Linked DNA regions of Homo sapiens: region 2 is linked to region 1. Evidence: chromatin loops called from intact Hi-C (ENCODE). Cell type or tissue: CD4-positive, alpha-beta T cell. All regions are shown on one strand. Each heading gives the region's core, and the rest is flanking DNA. Links, peaks and the distances in the headings are about the cores only.

Region 1 (7,749 bases), core at 2,250-4,749:
CCTCAGTCTCTTGTGTAACTGGGACCACAAGCATGTACCACCACACCAGGCTAATTTTTGTATTTTCTATAGAGCCCAGGTTTTATCATGTTGCCCAGGCTGGTCTCAAACTCCTGGTCTCAAGTGTTCTTCCTGCCTCAGCCTCCCAAAGTGCTAGGATTAATAGTTGTGAGCCATGATGCCCAGCCTAAACTTTTAAATAGGGTGATCAGAAAAGATCTCCCTAAGATGATGACTTTTAAGTGAAGACCTTAAGAAGGTGAGAGGGTGAGCCAAGGAGATAACTGGGAAGAGCATTCCAGGCAGAGAGGACAGCAAATACAAAGATCCTGAGGCAAATCACTTTCATTTGTCTGTAACTCTGTTTTCCTGTCTGCAAATGGGGAGGAATAAGACCATGAAGCATCCCAACAAATGGTGGCAAATTATCAACACCTGGGCTCGCCCACTGCTCTTGCTCTTAAGCAAGATACTTAATGAATGTCTCAGAGCTTCAGTTTGCTCACCTGTAAAATGGTGATAATAACTGTACCAATCTCACAGTGTTGTCAGGAGAATTAAAAGACATATGCTTTGCCAGGGCCTGGCACACAGTAGTGTTCACAAATGTAGGGTTTGAACCCAGACTAGGAGGACTTCCAGTCCTGAGGGGTGATCATAGCTCACTGCAGCCTCGACTCCCCAGGCTCAGTGATCCTCCCACCTCAGCCTCTCAAGTAGCTGGGACTACAGGGCATCTGCCACCATGCCCAGCTAATTTTTGTATTTTTTGTAGAGACAAGTTTCACCATGTTTCCTAGGCTGGTCTCAAACTCTTAGGGTCAAGTGATGTGCCTGCCTTGGCCTCCCAAAGTGCTAGGATTACAGGCATCAGCCACCATGCCTGGCCCCTCTTCTTTTTTTCAGACAGAGTTTCGTTCTTGTTACCCAGACTGGAGTGCAATGGTGCAATCTCGGCTCACCGCTACCTCCACCTCCTGGGTTCAAGCGATTGTGCTGCCTCAACCTCCCGAGTAGCTGGGATTACAGGCATGTGCCACGATGCCTGGCTAATTTTGTATTCTCAGTAGAGACTGGGTTTCTCCATGTTGGTCAGGCTGGTCTCGAACTCCCGGCCTCAGGTGATATGCCCGCCTCAACCTCCCAAAGTGCTGGGATTACAGGCCTGAGCCGCTGCGCCCAGCTTTGCTTCGCTTCTCCCCTCCCATTCCCTCCCCTGCTCCTCTCCCCTCCCTTTCCTCTTCCTTTCCTCTTTCTTTTCTTTTCTTTTGAGTTAGAGTCTCACTCTGTTGCCCGGGCTGGAATGCAGTGGCACAATCATGGCTCACTGCAGCCTTGAACTCATGTGCTCAAGCGATCCTCCTGCCTCAGCCTCCCAAGTTGGGATTACAGGCATGAGCCACTGCACTTGGCTCAGTTCCCCTCATTTCTGTGAGAGAGTCTAAAGGGTTTCATGGTGGGGAAGCCTGTGGTCCATCCTGACTGCCTCCCTATGTTTTCCCCTATCTATGTTTTTAAAAGCATAATTTAACCAGCCTGGCCAACATGGTGAAACCCCATCTCTACTAAAAATGCAAAAAATTAGCCGGGTGTAGTGGCGGGCACCTGTAATCCCAGCTACTCAGGAGGCTGAGACAGAAGAGGTTCAAGTGAGGCGAGATTGCACCATTGCACTCCAGCCTGGGCAACGAGAGAGAAACTCCATCTCAAAAAAAAAAAAAAAGCATAATTACTTAGATTCTAACATCAAGCAGGGAGATTAGAGTCTGAATCCCAGCTTTCACCGAATGACCTTGGGCAAATGTCTTAACCTCTTTGAACTAATTTCTTCATCTGTGCCTCAATATTGTGGACAGGATTCAAGATCATATTGTGTCAACAGGAGAATTAACAGAGATAACGCAAGTGAGTATCACCAGCACGTGACAGGTGCTCAAAAAAAAAGTATTCCTGGTCAGACATGGTGACTCACGACTGTAATCCCAGCACTTTGGGAGGCCGAGGCGGGTGGATCATCTGAGGTCAGAAGTTCAAGACCAGCCTGACCAACATGGAGAAACCCCGTCTCTACTAAAAATACAAAATTAGCCGGGGTGGTGGCGCATGCCTGTAATCCCAGCTATTCAGGGAGGCTGAGGCAGGAGAATCGCTTGAACCCGGGAGGCGGAGGTTGCAGTGAGCCGAGATCATGCCATTGCACTCCAGCCTGGGCAACAAGGGTGAAACTCCGTCTCAAAAAAAAAAGTCTTCCCTCCACTATGGCTTCATCGTGTGTCTGCCCAGCAAATATGATTCGGGGCAATCAAAAAACACAAGATTATTTTAAATAGATCATCTTCAACACAAATTACCACAGTGTTTTGCTTTGTTTTGTTTTTTGGTGGCGAATAGATTGTGGGCCTTGGGGGGCGTCTCAAGTGAGTGCTCAGATCCCAGCTTCTGTGCTTTATTGGCTGTTGGACCTCCGGCGAGTGTCTTAACCTGTCTGAGCTTTAGTTTCCTGGCCTAACTTACAAAGTAGTTGTAAGAATCCAAGATAATTTTCGTAAAGCACCTAGCACCCAAGAGGACTTTGGGCCTTATGGGGCCGCAGTAGTTATCCAGCTATGAAAAAAAGGACAAAAGGCCAGGCACAGTGGCTCATGCCAGTAATTCCAGCACTTTGGGAGGCCGAGGCGGGTGGATCACTTGAGGTCAGGAGTTCGAGACCAGCCTGGCCAACATGGCAAAAACCTGTCTCTACTAAAAATACAAAAATTAACCAGGCGTGGTGGCACACGCCTGTAATCCCAGCTACTCTGGAGGCTGAGGCAGAATAACTTGAACCCAGGAGGCGGAGGTTGCAGTGAGCTGATATCACTCCACTGCACTCCAGCCTGGGCGACACAGTGAGACTCTGTCTCAAAAAAAAAAAAAAAAAAAAAAAAAGGACAAGAAACCCGAGCAGTTTGGGTGGCAAAGGAAGACCAGGAGAGAGAAATTCCAATCAGGCTATTTAGAAACGCCATGCAGAGCTGGGCACAGTGGCTCACACTTGTAATCCCAACACTTTGGGAGGCTGAGGCGGGCAAATCACAAGGTCAGTAGTTCAATTCCAGCCTGGCCAATATGGTGAAACCCCATCTCTACTAAAAATACAAAAATTAGCCAGGCATGGTGGCGGGCGCCTGTAATCCCAGCTACTCGGGAGGCTGAGGCAGGAGAATTGCTTGAACCTGGGAGGCAGAGGTTGCAGTGCGCCGAGATCATGCCACTGCATGCCAGCCTGGGCAACAGAGCAAGACTCTGTCTCAAAAAAAAAAAAAAAAAGAAAAGAAAAGAAAAGAAAGAAATGCTGTGCAGAGCCTAGTGAGAGTGAAATCAAAATCAACGAGTTTCCAGCCTTATTTTTCTCCCTCTAGAAAGAGCTAGGGATCAGGAATCTCAAATTTGGACTTCACTTTGTCCAAAGCTAACTCTGTGCCCTTGAGCAAATCTCTTCCCCTCTCTGTGCCTCAGTTTTCCAGGAATCCCTTTGTAAAGACCCTTTCCTCTCTGAAACCATGGTGGTACTGCTACTGACCAGCAGAGGGCAGTGATGCACCAACATTCTCTATGGATCTGCGTTGCTTTTGTCTGGCCTTGGACAAGAACATTTAAATAATTAGTTAGTGGTCTGTGTCACTCTTTTTCAAAGAGCCTTATTTTATCCTCAGCGCATAGTCAGAATAAGGTCTTGCCACAGTGCACAGATGAGGAAGTAGAGCCTCAGAAGCATAAGAAACTTAACCGGTAATTTTGGTCACACCACATCCTAAATTTAGACTATCAGAATGGTATGAACACATTGCTGTATGTCTGGGCTGCATGGCATCGATAATCCATTACCTGCTTTATGGTTCATGAAGCACTTTCTGATCCTCAATATCAGAATTCTCATCTTATTCTCCTCCAGTTTACAGGTGAGCAAACAGTGGCCTCTAGAGGTTATGTCATTTGGCTTAGCATTTTCTTGTTCTTTTTTTTCTCCAGGTGTTTTTTTGTTTGTTTGATTGTTTGTTTGTTTTGAGACAGAGTCTTGCTCTGACACCTAGGCTGGAGTGCAGTGGCGCAATCTCGGCTCAGTGCAACCTCCACCTCCTGGGTTCAAGCGATTCTCAGGCCTCAGCCTCCCGAGTAGGTGGGACTACAGGCAAGAGCCACCACGCCTGGCTAATTTTTGTATTTTTAGTAGAGACAAGGTTTCACCATGTTGGCCAGGCTGGTCTCAAACTCCTGACATCAGTTGATACACCTGCCTCAGCCTCCCACAATGCTGGGATTACAGGCGTGAGCCACCAAGCCCCTCCTCTTCAGGTTTTATTTATTTATTTTAGCAACAGGGTCTCACTATGTTGCCCAGGCTGGCCTCAAACTCCTGGCTTCAAGTGATCCTCCCACCTTGGCCTCCCAAGTAACTGGGATTTACAGCAGTGAGCCACTGCACCCGGCACTAGCATATTCACAATCAGCTCCATCTTACAGACTGGTTGACTCCCAGAAATATTAGCTTAACAACAGAACCTGGCGTTCTGCAGTTTTTATGTGATGAAATGTAGTGAGTGAGTGCTCATCCAAATATTGCTCCTTGTTTTGGAAAAGGAATTAAGCCCCTTTCCCTGTCTCAGCAGCCACACCATTATTAGCAATCCCATAGGAAACTGGAATAGCTTTACATAGACAGTGGTTCTCAAAAAGGACTATCAAATGACACACCTGTCCCCAACTCCAGATTCTGATATCCACACCCCAAACATCCAATCACTGGTTTTGATGGTCTTTTGACGTTGTTGTTTGTTTGTTGTTATAGTTTTTGTTTTTGTTTTGAGATGGAGTCTCGCTCTGTCGCCCAGGCTGGAGTGCAGTGGCACGATCTCAGCTCACTGAAACTTCCACCTCCCAGATTCAAGTGATTCTTCTGCCTCAGCCTCCCGAGTAGCTGGACTACAGGCGTGCACTACCATAAATTTTTTTTTTTTTTAGACAGAATTTTGCTCTTGTCACCCAGGCTAGAGTGCAGCGGCACGATCTCAGCTCACTGCAACCTCCGCCTCCCAGGTTCAAGAGATTCTCCTGCCTCAGCCTCCCGAGTAGCTGGGATTACAGGCGCCCGCCACCATGCCTGGCTAATTTTTGTATTTTTAGTAGAGACAGGGGTTTCACCATATTGGCCAGGCTGGTCTGGAACTCCTGACCTCAGGTGATCTTCCTACCGCGGCCTCCCAAAGTACTGGGATTACAGGTGTGAGCCACCGCGCTCGGCCTTGTTTGTTGTTTTGATCTGTTTGTGTGTGCTATGTCATCAACAGACTCCTGGGTTGGATAAGATGCTGTAACAGAAAAGTGCAACTCAAATTAGCTTAAACACGTAAACATTAGGAAAATTTCCACCTCACCTAACAAGTAAACTGCAAGGTAGCAAAGGTAGCTACTAAACAACAGCAGCAGCTTCTCTCCATTTTTTCACCTTCATCACGATGGGCAAAAGTGCCCTTTAGTGTGAGTCCCCCTCATGGATACAAGATGGCAACTGCATTCCCAAGCATGGCAGCCACAAGGGGGCAACACCCAAAGGAAGATAAAAGGCCTCTTCCTTGTGTCTCTTTATAAAAGGAACTACCCACCCCAGCTGATTTGCTCTCACATCTCATTGGCCAGAAATGGATCACGTGGCCCTGCCTAAACCAATCACTAGCCAGGGAATGAGATTGACATGAAGGCTTAGGCCTCTGGATCTCAACCAGCGGTGATTTTATCCTGGAGGGGACATTTGGTACTGTCTGCTCACATTTTTGATTGCCACAACTGAGGGCAGGATACTACTAGCAGCTACTGAGTAGAGGCCAGGGATGCTGCTAAAATCTTACGATGCAGGACAGCCCCACAGCAAAGAATTATTTGGCTTTTTAAAAAAGTTTTTCTTTCTCTTCTTAGGTATAGACTACCACGTAAACTGTGATTTGAAATATTGCTACTACTTGGCTGTCCCTACATCAGATTTTCATTTAAGTGGATTCCTCTGTAGTATTTCTCCTCTTCCTTCTCCTCCTTGAATCTCCCCAGTCTTTCCTTTTATAAAGTTGTTGAACCAATATCCTATTTAAAATTGTGTTTTGGGGGTAGCTGTCTTTATTACTGTCACTGTCTTATAAAACCAGAGATGACATATTTGTAAACAGAGCTTGAGAAATGAACGAGGCCCAGTGGAAGCAGAAAATTTGATGAGATTAGATTTTTTGTGAGACAGGGGTCTCGCTATGTTGCCCAGGCTGGTCTTGAACTCCTGGCTTCAAGCAATCCTTTCACCTTGGCCTTCCAAAGTGCTGGGAATCCTTGCGTGAGCCACTGCGCCTGGCCTTACCTGGCCTAAAATGTCAGCAGTGTTGGAAGGTGAGAAACCCTGGCATAGACCGATTCACTAGAGGATTCTTTCTCTACTGCAGGGCTTGGGGCTGGTATCTGCCCTCCATGAAGCACATAACTACAAGGAGGAGGGAGGACACCACACAAAATTGAGGTTCAGAGAATTTGAAAGAAGAACTTGGCGGGGGCTGGCTTTTGGGAAGGGGACCAAAAGTCTCTGAAGCCCTGATGCTGTGAATTTAGCTCCCAGCAGGCTCTAAGGAGCTCTGACACCGTGTGCCCTGCTGCTGGGAGTTAGGAATAGCACAGAATCAACACTTGGCCCTTGCCCTCACATTGCTTATAGGCCAGCTGTTTAAGCCAGACTGGCATTACTTCCTTTTTGCTATTATCGTTTATAGTGTTTCTTCATGGTAGAAAATACAGAAAGGAATACGGAAACAAAGCCAGAATCGCTCATACTCCTACCACTCAGAGAGAACCACACTAACATTTTGTTTCCTTTCAAATTTGGTACTGTTTTCTAATTATCACAATTCACACAAATTATCTCCTCATTCTTTCATTCAGTCCACAGCTATAGAGCTGAGTGCTGGTGTGTGCGGTTCAGATTCTCACTGCACTGAGAGTACCCAGAAGAACAAGTTCACTGGAGTTCAGAGCAGTTAGATGTGGGAGACTTGACTTGGGCAACCTGAATGGAGAAAGAGGGAATAAGGATGGCTTCCACAGAGCAGAAGGGCCTGCACCAGGAAGATTGCAGGTATTGTAGATATCTGGTTCTTTGACTTATTCAGCATTCATTCCTCACTTCTTTTTTTTTCCTTTTTCTTTTTCTTTTTTTTTTTTTAAGATGGAGTCTCGCTCTGTCACCCAGGCTTGAGTGCAGTGGTGAGATCTCGTTTTACTGCAACCTCCACCTCTGGGGTTCAAGTGATTCTCGTGCCTCAGCCTCCCGAGTAGCTGGGAAGGCGCGCGCCACCAGGCCCGGCTAATTTTTGAATTTTTAGTAGAGACGGGGTTTCACCATATTGGCCAGGCTGGTCTTGAACTCCTGACCTCAGGTGACCCGCCCACTTCGGCCTCCGAAAGTGCTGGGATTAAAGGCGTGAGGTACCGTTCCGGCCTCATTCCCCACTTCTGAGAAGAGCACCTGGCTTTCCTTTGGAGGAGTCATTCCTTCCCCACCATCAGCCCTCAGCTCCTGCTTGGGTGCAGCTAACCCTACCCCTCGGTTCCAGGTGGTCACATGACCCAACTCTGGTCAATCCCTCCCACCAGTGATTGGCTCACAGCTGGGCACATGACTAGATCAGGCCAATCAAGACCAAGGAGACTCTGTTCCATCTGTGGGGCCTGCCTAGAAAG
Region 2 (6,790 bases), core at 1,424-3,923, 790 kb after region 1:
TTGAACCCATAATTTCCCAAATGTCATTGGCTTCCTGGGCTATTTACACACCAGTACATAAATAAACATCCTTTGGAACTGTCTGCATGGAATAGAGTCTAAACCCTTTAGTGTGACATTCCAGCCCCTTCAAAATTTGGCTTCTACCTGCCTTTGCAGACACAGGTCCTGTTATGACCTCCAAGACACCCTCTGCTGCTGCCAGCCCCAGCTGTCCCATGCATTTCCCTCCGCCACTGCCTTCCCGTGCTATTCCCTCTCCCTCCCCTCCTTTTCTCTTCTGATGAAATCCTGCTCATTAGTCCTGACCCTGCACAAATGTCGCCTCCTCTGGGAATTCATTAGTCCTTCTTCTGCAGGCCCTGTCCTCTGCTTACATGATGAGGGGAGCTGCTTTCCTTTGCAATATGTCACTGTTTCCCAAATGTGGGGCATGCACGCTGGCCATGTGCAAACAGATTGCAGCTAGAATATAGGTGAAAACATTTTCATTTACTAGTGATGAATTAATTTTTAAAGGAATAATAGAGCTTGCAGAGCAAACTTGTGATTTAATGGATATTTACTTAGGGTAGTAAGTAATAATAACAGTAAACAAAGAATAATAAACATAATGGCTTGGTTTACAGAAAACTATTATAGATAATAACAGTCCATGTGGCTGCAAAAAATGGAGTGAAGGTGACTTTATCAATTAGGGTTGTCACAGGAAACAGCACAGCCAACATGGGTAAATTGGCCAGGCACAGTGGCTCACACCTGTAATCGCAGCACTTTGGGAGGCCGAGGCGGGTGGATCACCTGAGCTCAGGAGTTCGAGACCAGCCTAGGCAACATAGTGAAACCCTGTCTTTACTAAAAATACAAAAATGAGCTGGGCATAGTGGCCTGCACCTGCAATCCCACTACTTGGGAGACTGAGGCAGGAGAATCCTTTGAACCCGGGAGGTGGAGGTTGCAGTGAGCCGAGATGGCGCCACTGCACTCCAGCCTGGGTGATACAGGGAGACTTCGTCTCAAAAAAAACCAAAAAAAAACCCACCCCAAAAAACCACCAAAACCCAAAAATAAAATGGGTAAATTGAGGAGAGTTTTTAAAAAGGGACTGTTTCCAGACATCTAAGGAAATTAAGAAGGGAGCATGCGGGAGTAGCCAGAGCTCCAGAAATGGGTCAGGGGAGGGAGGAATGAGGATATGGCTGCCTGCTATGCCCTTCCTGGAGGGGTGCAGCCAAATTAGGGACGGGCCCAGGGGGTGGCAAATACCCCAACCTCCCTCTCCTCCCACCCTTTATCTCCCACTTGTGCCTCCCACTGGCTGGGCTACTCAGCAGCCAAGCACAAGGAAGCCCATTGGTGCAAGCCCTGCAGGTCCCAGGCAGGGCATGGGGAGGTGTGGGGTGGGAGGTGCACCCGGGGGTGGGGAAGACAGACTTGAAGGACCCTCATGCCACTCTCTGTCCCCCTCCCGGAAGGAGGTCTTCCTGGACAAGGGTCCAGGACAGGCACAGGAAATGGTTCTTCCCCAGAAATGACCTTGACCTCACATTCACCTTGAGGCTGCTCTCATCCTTTCCTCCTGCAGTCGCACAGCATCTCCTGCACAAGGACAAGTGCAGGTGCTCTGGTTCTCAGTCTCTCTATCTGTAGAATGGCACACACACTTGGACTAGAGGAGTCCTCCAAGTCCAAACTCTTTTTATAAAAAAAGTTTCAAACTTTTATTTAAAAAGCTACAAAACTTTTTTTTTAAATTTTCTTTCTTTTTTTCTTTTTTTGAGACAGAGTCTTGCTCTGTCACCCAGGCTGGACTGTAGTGGCACGATCTTGGCTTACTGCAACCTCCACCTCCCGGGTTCAAGCGATTCTCCTGCCCAGGCTCCAGAGTAGCTGGGACTACAGGCAGAGCCACCACACCTGGCTAATTTTTGTATTTTTAGTAGAGACAAGGTTTCATCATGTTGGCCAGGATGGTCTCGAACGCCTGAACTCAGGTGATCCGCCTGCCTCGGCCTCCCAAAGTGTTGGGATTACAGGGATGAGCCACCACGCCCGGTGGTGGCTTGCTCTGCAAGCTCTATTCTTATACAAAATGTTTTTGTTTAATCCCATGTTATGAGGAAACACTGGTACATAAAACATAGGAAATGGAGCAGACCTGGATGAAGGAGTGGCGGTGGGATGGGCCATGGGAGGGGGCTGGGACCCTACCTTTTTGCCTTCTTCTGGCACCTTTGCTCAGACTAAGGGATCAGGTTAAAAAAATTTTTTTTTAATTAAAAACAATTAGAATTCTAACATCTGACTTCACCCCTCCCTAGAGGGCTGGGGGCGGAGTCTCATAAACTAGCCTCCTGAGTTGCTGGGACTACAGGCGCGCGCCACCACGCCCAGCTAATTTTTGTATTTTTAGTAGAGACGGGGTTTCACCATGTTGGCCAGGATGGTCTCATCTCTTGACCTCGTGATCCGCCCACTTCGGCCTCCCAAAATGCTGGGAATACAGCGTGAGCCACCGCGCCCGGCCCCAGCCTTCTTTTTTAGTTTCGTTTGGTCTCCTCCACCTCCCCAAGTTGTTAAATTCTTAGTGGCAGTGATTTAAAAACCAGGATATTCCACATGAAAGTCTGAATTTCTGGTTTCCCTTGGAAAATCAGATCTGACACCTCCCGCCCACATTCCCGCGGGAATCCGAGTTCCTACAAACGGAGCCATCGGCTCCCTCTTCGCTCACAGAGACCAGCCAGGCTGAAGTGCTCCAGGGCCCGCAGAGCTTAGCGGGCCTTTGAGTTGCTAACTGAGGTTCAGGCGCGTCACCACTGTCCTCTGGCGTCCATTTGCGGTATTGCAGGGAAGGTCTTTGCGGGCAGGCCTGGAAGTGGGCAGGACCCTGAATTCTCGGGTCCCAGTGGGACACCGAGGGAGGACAAGCCCTAGCAGAGGGGTATGAGGACCCCAGCTGAATATCCTGACCTGATAGAAAATATTCCTGAGCTGAATTGGCCTTGATTTTCCCCACTCCTCATAAGGGGACCCTCTTCCTTAGGGTCATGACAAATATGTCTAAGATGGGTAAGCGCTGCCCTCTCTGGGCCTCAGTTTCCCCATCTGTAGAGTGATATTTGGACCAGAACAGTAGCTTCCAAGCTCTTTGTTAAGGTTACAGAACTATGACTTTTTGGGCTCAAATAGATCTGCAAATGCCTGTTGAATAAGTCCAGAGAGCACTGATTTCCAATGGTAAGACTTAATTTTGCAAAAAATGTTATAGGACAAAGATATGCTCACTGTAGAGAATCTGGAAAGCAACTAAGGATGGAAGGAATTTTAAACCACCCACTATCCCATTGCCTGAGACAATCACTGGTGACATTCTGAAATATTTCCTTCCAACTTCCAACTTTTTTTTTGGTCCTTCTTTCCTTCCTTCCTTCCTTCCTTCCTTCCTTCCTTCCTTCCTTCCTTCCTTCCTTCCTTCCTTCCTTCCTTCCTTCGTTTTTCTTTCTTTTTCTTTCTTCTTTTTTTGCAGGATCTCACACTGTCACCCAGGCTGGAGTACAGTGGCTTGATCTTGGCTCACTCCAGCCTCAATCTCCCTGGCTCAGGTGATCGTCTCATCTCAGCCTCCAGAGTGGCTGGGACTACAGGCACACACCACCACACCCAGCTAATTTTTGTATTTTTTGCAGAGATGAGGTTTCAGTGTGTTGCCCAGGCTGGTGTCAATGGTTGTGCTTTTCAAATGTAACATAGTTATTATCATATAAAGTTGTGTATCTGATTGAAGCAAATGTCCTTTTGGTTACTCGTTCATCCAGCAAGTATTTATTGAGCACCTACTGCGTTCCAGACACTGCTCTAGACCCTGATAATGTGGCAGTGAACAGGATGACAAAAAGTTCAGCCCTCACAGAACTGCTGTTTTGGCAGGGAGAAACAGACAATAAACAACAAGCCCAATACTTACGTAAGTTATAGAGTAAGTTAGAAAGGGAGATGCAGTGTGGGTAAAAAGATGAAGTCGCACAGCGTAAGACGGGTTTTGGAGCCGGTTGGGGCCCCGGGCAGTTGAGAAGTTAAGATCTGAGTGAACTTACAGGTGAAGGATTGAGCTGTCCAGATCTCTGGGGAAGAACGCTCCAGGCAGAGGAAACAGCAACAGCACACGCAAAGGCCCTGACGCAGCTTGCAAGCAGGCCAGGGTGTCTGGCGCACAGAGAGAGACATGGGAGGGAGAGGGGATGAATCTGGGAGGTGAGGGCTGCTGGGCACATTTCCAGAAGAGGTTTTGGCCATTTCTCAGAGAGGCAGGGGCCATGGGAGATCTCCGAGCAGGGGAGCGGTGCCATCGACTCAGGTTATTGATGCAATTTGCAAAATAGTAAAAAGTCTCAATGTGAATCCCATCACCTGGATATGGCATTGGTTCATCTTTTTGGTAGAGATCCCCCACCCCACCCCTGCCCTGTAAAGATCGGAAGACTCACTTCCTTTCTTTTTTCCTTTTTCCAAAATCATATATTTTTTTCCGATTAGAATTTTTTTTCACAATTTGGAAAATACTAAAAAGTATAAATACAACCTCCAAATCAGGAATAATTCCATCACACGGACATAGCATTGTTTCATCTTTTTGGTAGAGTTCTTTCTGCTTTTTTAAAAATTAAAAATTTTTAGCACTTTGGGAGGCCGAGGTGGGCGGATCACTTGAGCCCAGGAGTTTGAGACCAGCCTGGGCAACATGGCGAAACCCCATCTCTACAAAAAATACAAGACACAAAAAGAAATTAGCTGGGTGTGATGGTGTGTGCCTCTAGTCCCAGCTACTCAGAAGGCTGAAGTGGGAGGATTGCTTGAGCCTGGGAGGTCGAGGCTGTAGTGAGCCAAGATCGCACCACTGCACTCCATCTGGGCAAGAGAGCAAGACCCTGTCTCAAAAAAAAAAAAATTTAAAAATTAAAGGAGATGAGCCTTCCAATCTTTACAGGGGGAAAAAAAGCAAGATAGAGCTCTTACCAAAAACATGAAGCAATGCTATGTTAGGAGATGGGATTCTTCCTGATTTGGGTTTGTATTTGTTCTTTGTAGAATTTTCCAAATTGTGTAAATATATTATTATACACCTGTGGGAAAGTGTAGGCAATTCAGAAAAACATAAAGAAAAAGTAAAAGTCACCAAGATATCATGACCTGGAGATAATTAACATTTTATTGACACTGCTTTATGAAGGCAGTGTGTGGTTACACGTTTGCACACATAGACAGACACACACACACACGCCCATTTACAAGCCTGTTTGTAGTACTAGATCATACTAGACAGTTCATGCTATTCTGTAAACGTTTTGTTTCCCAACAACTTACCATAGATACCTCCCAACATCTTCTATTTTTTTCCTCCTTTTCTTTTTTTTTTTTTTTTTTTTTTGAGACAGGATCTTGCTCTATCGCCTGGCTGGAGTGCAGTGGCGGGATCTCGGCTCATTGCAACCTCCGCCTCCTGGGCTCAAGGGATTCTCCTACCTCAGCCTCCCGAGTATCTGGGGACTACAGGCATGTACCACTACATCTGGCTAATTTTTGTATTTTTTTGTAGAGATGGAATATCACAATATTGCCCAGGCAGGTCTCAAACTCCTGGGCTCAAGTGATCTGCCCACCTTGGCCTCCCAAAGCACTGGGATAACAGGCATGAGCCACCATGCCCAGCCTGCTGTGTTTTTTTAATGGCTTCTGGAGACCCTAGATGCTCTGTAGCATGGAATCACAAGATGCTTCTTAAAAATGCACATTCCAGGCTGGGTGTGGTGGCTCATGCCTGCAGTCCCAGCTACTCAGGAGGCTGAGATGGGAGGATCGCTTGAACCCGAGAGGCAGAGGTTGCAGTAAGCTGAGATCACACCACTGCACTCCAGCCTGGGCAACAGAGCAAGAGCTTGTCTCAAAACAAACAAACAAACAAACAAACAAACAAACCAAAAAACAAAAAAAATGCATTCCTGTCCAGGCACAGTGGCTCACACCTGTAATTCCAGCATGTTGGGAGGCTGAGGCAGGAAGATTACTTGAGCACTGGAGTTCAAGACCAGCCTGGGCAACATAGTGAGACTCCGTGTCTACAGAAAAATTTTTAAAAAATTAGTCAGGCATGTGCCTGTGGTCCCAACTGCTTGAGAGGCTGAGATGGGAGGATCGCAGTCAAGGCTTCAGTGAGCCGTGATTATGCCACAGCACTTCAGCCTGGGTGACAGAGAGAGACCCTTTCTCAAAAAAAAAAAAAAAAAAAAAGAAGAAGAAGAAAAGCACATTCCCCAGAACCCCTCCCATACCTACAGACATAGCTTCTCTGTGGATGGGCCAGGAATCTGCATTTTAGCCATATTTTAACCCAAGACCCTCTCCCCTGTTTTATGAATGTGCCATCATTAACTGACCCCCTATCAGTAGACATTTGATTGTCCCCAACTGGGGGCCACTATAAACAAGAATACAACAGACAGCCCTGAGGGTCCACCTTTGCCGACCTGTTCTGTTATTTCCATGGGACAGACTCCTAGGCATGAGATTGGTCGGTCGAAAGGTGTGAGCTTTTTTCTATCAGAGCACATGGTTTAAGCCCAGTGGTTCTCAAAGCTGGTCCCTGGGACAGCAGTGGCAGCATCACCTGGGAACTTGTTAGAAATGTACATTCTTAGGCCCCACCCAGACCAACAGAATCGGAAGCCCTGGGCATGGGTTCTGGCATTCTGCATTTTCACAAGCCTCCAGGTGACTCTGGAGAGTCTGAGAG

What was found. Peaks named below come from ENCODE experiments on the same cell type or tissue, not always from the same donor. Only the 100,000 strongest peaks of a DNase experiment are listed, where the experiment ranks them.
Region 2: it touches region 1 in a loop (34-fold over the local background); 11 of 110 quality-filtered maps call a loop at or near these places.

What each region holds. Positions count from the first base shown.
Region 1 is chr12:110,096,804-110,104,552 of GRCh38, forward strand. It overlaps LOC105369976 (a long non-coding RNA gene), which reads right to left and starts at 5,573. Exons shown (of 3, transcript XR_945334.2): 1 at 5,415-5,573. RefSeq lists an enhancer at 5,501-5,795. In CD4-positive, alpha-beta T cell, for the core only: CTCF peaks have their summits at 3,577 (motif pointing right) and 3,776; a DNase peak (open chromatin) is centred at 3,578.
Region 2 is chr12:110,885,368-110,892,157 of GRCh38, forward strand. The region is part of intron 8 of CCDC63 (coiled-coil domain containing 63); the gene reads left to right. Among named protein-coding and RNA genes, the nearest start is that of MYL2, 32 kb to the right of the region's middle. In CD4-positive, alpha-beta T cell, for the core only: CTCF peaks have their summits at 2,837 (motif pointing left) and 3,037; a DNase peak (open chromatin) is centred at 2,804; H3K4me3 peaks cover 795 bases.